Regions from separate parts of the Homo sapiens genome. Here region 2 is linked to region 1. The links are chromatin loops, found by intact Hi-C in ENCODE. Cell type or tissue: spleen. All regions are shown on one strand.

What was found. A loop is a pair of places that touch in the nucleus more often than their neighbours do. Peaks named below come from ENCODE experiments on the same cell type or tissue, not always from the same donor. Only the 100,000 strongest peaks of a DNase experiment are listed, where the experiment ranks them.
Region 2: a loop joins it to region 1, with 3 times the contacts of the local background. A loop is called at or near these places in 21 of 110 quality-filtered maps.

The regions. Positions count from the first base shown.
Region 1 is chr1:110,782,455-110,784,954 of GRCh38, forward strand. No RefSeq gene overlaps it. Among named protein-coding and RNA genes, the nearest start is that of CD53, 89 kb to the right of the region's middle. In spleen, CTCF peaks have their summits at 1,080 and 1,280; a DNase peak (open chromatin) is centred at 1,007; H3K27ac peaks cover 527 bases.
Region 2 is chr1:110,991,168-110,993,667 of GRCh38, forward strand. No RefSeq gene overlaps it. Among named protein-coding and RNA genes, the nearest start is that of LRIF1, 28 kb to the left of the region's middle. In spleen, a CTCF peak has its summit at 1,414 (motif pointing left); no DNase peak of the experiment used is centred here.

The DNA of each region.
Region 1 (2,500 bases):
TTTGTGCTTGGTTGGTGCATAGTAAATGCTTGTGGAATGTAGGATGAATAGCAATAATAGCTAACATTTAATGAGCAATTACAATATGCCAAGCACTATTATCAGAGCTTTCCATGCACTATCTCATGTAATAGTCACAATATACCTATGAGGCATAATTGTTATCATAATCTCCCCATTTCACAGATAAGGAAATTGAGGCACTAAAGATTAAATTGCTTTTCCAGGTCACACCGAGAATGGAACAAGTATTTTACTTCAGATAATGTGTGTTTGTCTTCAATGTCCAGTTTCTTAACCTCCATGCTATGGCGTTTTTCTGGGTCAGAAGGAAGAGAAGGAATAAGAGAAGAGGAATAAAAAAATCCTCAGGATGCCTGTCCTGGACCAGCAGTTCTCCACCAGGGGACCATTGATAGGATTCTGATATTTGAATTACTTTTTGGGGGGGAGAAAGTCATAATCATGCAGACAAATTTTGTGTCCTTACCAACTATTGAGCTGAGTGCCTTTAGACCTCAGAGCTCCCTTATGAGGTAAGTACTACGATCACAGCCACTTCGCAGAAGAAACTGAGGCATAGATGGGTTAAGTAACTCTCCCAAGGTCACCCAGCCAGTAGGTGATAGAGCTGGAATTTGAACCCAGGGTATCCGGCTCCTGACCTGGGCTCCTGACCACTGTGCCATACTGCCAGAGCCTTTGTTAGAGTCGGAAAGGAGACTGGAGAGCATACACATATCTAGATCTATTACTCCAGACAATCTTAGAGGGAAGTTAGGCCTTTTCTGCTTTTCTCCTAGAAAACCTTATAGGAACAAACAGACAATACCTCATTATTTTATGGGAAAATCCCAACCTAGAGAGAGGTATTTCTAGCCCAGACTCAGTGTGGAGGACACGTTGCCCAAGTCCTGGAAGATAAGGAAAGAACAGAGCAATGTGAATGAGACTACAGAACTGCCAGCCTCAAGCAGGGTTCACCTTCATCACTGCCCTTTTCCTGCTGCTGCTTGGTCTGGTTTGACTCTGTCGCCCTCATGTGGTGTATACGGGGAAGTGCAGGAGCTTTTCCCTTTTGATCATCACAGGTAAAAACCTGAGAGTGAAAGACTGGTGACCAACACAAAGATGGGATCCCAGTTGCTCATAGGATTTGCATCTTCCTCCTTTTTCCAGGGAAGAACCCCTTCCTAAGCACAAGTTATCCAGCTGTGACACACGGTGAGGATGATTCTCCAGGAATAAAATTGTGTTGGTTACAAGTCCATTTTTATTATTGCCTTGGTATGTCCATTCATTGCTGCTTTCTCTGCGAATGGTTAAGATATTCTTCTAGGTGACACAGAGGAAAGGAAACTGGCTGTATAAGAGATTCAGAGCCTGGGACAGAGAGTTTTGGGGTTTTTTGATTGTTAAATTCAGGCTACAAAGTAAATGGTGGAATCCATCCATGGTTTTGAAAGGAGCAGCCCTAACTGGGCAGTAACCATGATGCTGAGCATCATTGCCTTGTTTTGTAGAGGTCTCAGGTTCCTGGGTATGCATTATTTTTGTGGAGATTTAATAGAGGTTAAATAGAGGCTGTCTTCTTGAATCACGAGTTGTTTTTCTAGATGAAGAAAGCAGAAAAAAAATACCAGGCAGAGCCAGGCACAGTGGCTCACACCTGTAATCCCAGCACTTTGGGAGGCTGAGGCGGGCAGATCACCTGAGGTCAGGAGGTGGAGACCAGGCTGGCCTACATGGCGAAACCCCGTCTCTACTAAAAATACAAAAATATTAGCCAGGTGTGGTGGCTTGTGCCTGTAGTCCCAGTTACTTGGGAGGCTGAGACACGAGAATAGCTTAACCTGGGAGGCGGAGGTTGCAGTGAGCTGAGATCATGCCAGCCTGGTGTGACAGAGTGAGACTCCATCAAAAAAATAAAAATAAAAATAAACCACTAGGCAGAGTGAAGGGTAAGGACAAATGCACAGAAGTGTGAAGGGGCAGTGAGCAATGCAGGACAAGGGATAGACTGGTTGGGGACAGCTGAACAGGTGGGTTGGAGCAAGAGTTTTCAGGGTTTGGGGAGTCAATCTGAAGAGATGAATAAATAAAATTTGGAAACTTTGATAACTGGGAGTAATCTTTGTATTCTCCTTACCAAGGGGCATTCATGTAGGTTAATGTAAACTAATGGATAAACTTCTAAGCTAAAATGTTGGTATCAGTTCTTGATGAGGGAGCAAGTTGATAAGAAGCCTTCCTGTTTCTCTCAATTCCCACTATTTAGGTGGGAATCCACTTTATTTCTACTTCGTCTACCTTAATTATAATGGATGCAGTAAGAGACAGAAGACAGACCCCATCTCTACAAAAAATTTAAAAAATTGGCTGGGCAAGGTGACATGCATCTATAGTCCCAGCTACTCAGGAGGCTAAGGTGGGAGGATAGCTTATGCCTGGGAGGCTGCGGCTGCAGAGAGTTGTGATCATGCCACTGCACTCCAGTGTG
Region 2 (2,500 bases), 210 kb after region 1:
CCCCACTTCCCTCACCTAACCCCCACTACTTTTCCAAGGTAATTATCCTCCTTCTATTTCCATGAGTTCAATTGTTTTAACTTTTAGCTCCCACAAGTAAGTGAGAACATGTGAAGTTTATCTTTCTGTGCCTGGCTTATTTCACTTAAAATTATGATCTCCATTTCCATCCATCTTGTTGCAAATGACTGAATCTTGTTTTTGTTGTTGTTGTTGTTGTTTTCCATGTTATCAGGGTACAGGTGGTATTTGGTTACATGAGTAAGTTTTTTAGTGGTGATTTGTGAGATTCTCCACATTGTTTCCCATAGTGGCTATACCAGTTTACATTCCCACCAGCAGGGTACAGGTGTTCCCTGATCACTGCGTCCACACCAACATCTACTGCTTTTTTGATATTTTGATTATGGTCATTCTTGCAGGAATAAGGTGGTATCACACTGTGGTTTTGATTTGCATTTCCCTGATCATTAGTGATGTTGAGCATTTTTTCAAATGTTTGTTGGCCATTTGTATATCTTCTTTTGAGAACTCTCTATTCATGTCCTTAGCCAACTTTTTGATGGGATTGTTTGTTTCTTTCTTACTGATTTGTTTGAGTTCGTTGTAGATTCTGGATATTAGTCCTTGGTCAGATGTATAGATTGTGAAGATTTTTCTCCCACTCTGTGGGTTGTCTATTTACTCTGCTGACTGTTCCTTTTGCCGTGCAAACACTCTTTAGTTTAATTAGGTCCTAGCTATTTATCTTTGTTTTTATTGCATTTGCTTTGGCTTCTTGGTCATGAAATCCTTGCCTAAGCCAATGTCGAGAAGGGTTTTTCCAGTGTTATTGTCTAGAATTTTTATAGTTTCAGGTCTTAGGTTTAAGTCCTTAATCCATCTTGAGTTGATTTTTGTATAAGGTGAGAGACGAGGATCCAGTTTCATTCTCCTACATGTGGCTTTGTTGAAGATCAGTTGGTTGTAAATATTCGGGTTTATTTCTGGGTTCTCTATTCTGTTCCATTGGTCTATGTGCATATTTTTATACCAGTACCATGCTGTTTTGGTAACTATGGCCTTATAATATAGTTTGAAATCAGGTAGTGTGATGTTCCCAGAGTTTTCATTTTGCTTAGTCTTGCTTTGGCTATGCAGGCTCCTTTTTGGTTCCATATGAATTTTAGAATTGTTTTTTCTAACTCTGTGAAGAATGATGGTGGTATTTTGATGGGGATTGCATTGAATTTGTAAATTGCTTTTGGCAGTATGGTCATTTTCACAATATTGATTTTATCCATCCATGAGCATGGGATGTGTTTTCATTTGTTTGTGTCGTCTATGTAAGAACAGCTGTTTGATAAAGATTTTTCTAATAGTGACATCTAGTGGCATCTGTTTGTCATGAAATGATTTTACTGGCAATACCCTCTAGTATAAAAGAGGTAGCTCCTTTAAACTTGGATGGTTTGCCCAGAATGACAGTAACGTGGGCTGCTGTATCTAATAAAGCTAGAAAATGTTATCTACTTGTAGAATTCCAATGAACCACCAGAGTCATACAGAGGAAATTGTCACCGGGTGGTGGGACAAGGCACAGGGATTGCCTGAATCCCTATTTGAGAGGCCATGGTGATTACCAGTTTCAGGGGTCTGAGAATTAGCCAGAGGCATAATTAGTTGGATTTGGAGGCGTGGTCTCAAGAGATCCCAGATCTGTGGGCAAGTGATGAGGACTTTTTAACGTAATCTTCTTTAGTTGTTGCAATTTGGGTGTGGCCTGGCTAGTAATTCTTCATGAGGCACACAGGGGCCTCTAAATTGCCAATAAACAGGATGAGCTGGATCACCCAGAGGTAATGGGGTAATCTGAGAGTTGGAAAAGAAAGGGAGGGCTGAATAGTCCACTCTAGGGGTTCCCATGCACTAGGAGGCAAGCTTTGTTAGGTCAGAATTGTGAGTCGGGATGGACAGAACCCTCACATTGTGCCAGCAGACCAATTTCATTCATGGCCCTTAGGATGGTATAGGACCTGTGAACAAGGTTAAGCAACATGACCCTGCAGTTGGATGGGGGCACCTGCAAGAACAGCTCTCAGGAGTCTATGTCAACAGGGGCTTTTTCAAAATTAGCAATGTGTTTAGTCTTCCTTCTCTGAATATTTGAAGAAATAATAGACCCATTAAACCATACCAATTTCATGGAGGAGCATGCAGGCCTCCTCAATAGTTTTCCACTAGACATCCTTAGCAGCAATGACCACATGGAAGAGTGAGCCAGACTCTAAGCCTTGAAATCAGTCAGTAAGGAAAGGGCTCTGGAATTCTTAGTGGTGGTAGAAGTTTTGGGTTCCTTATTTGAGGTTTCCATAACCTCCTCAAAAGTATTGGTCTCTTTATCAAGCCTGCCCTTGTGTTTTGGATGCCCTTTACCCTCTTTGGGTACCTCTGGCTCCAAAATATATAAAATCTAAGCTTGAAAGCAAAAGGATCTTTAAGTGAATTATGCATCTCAGGA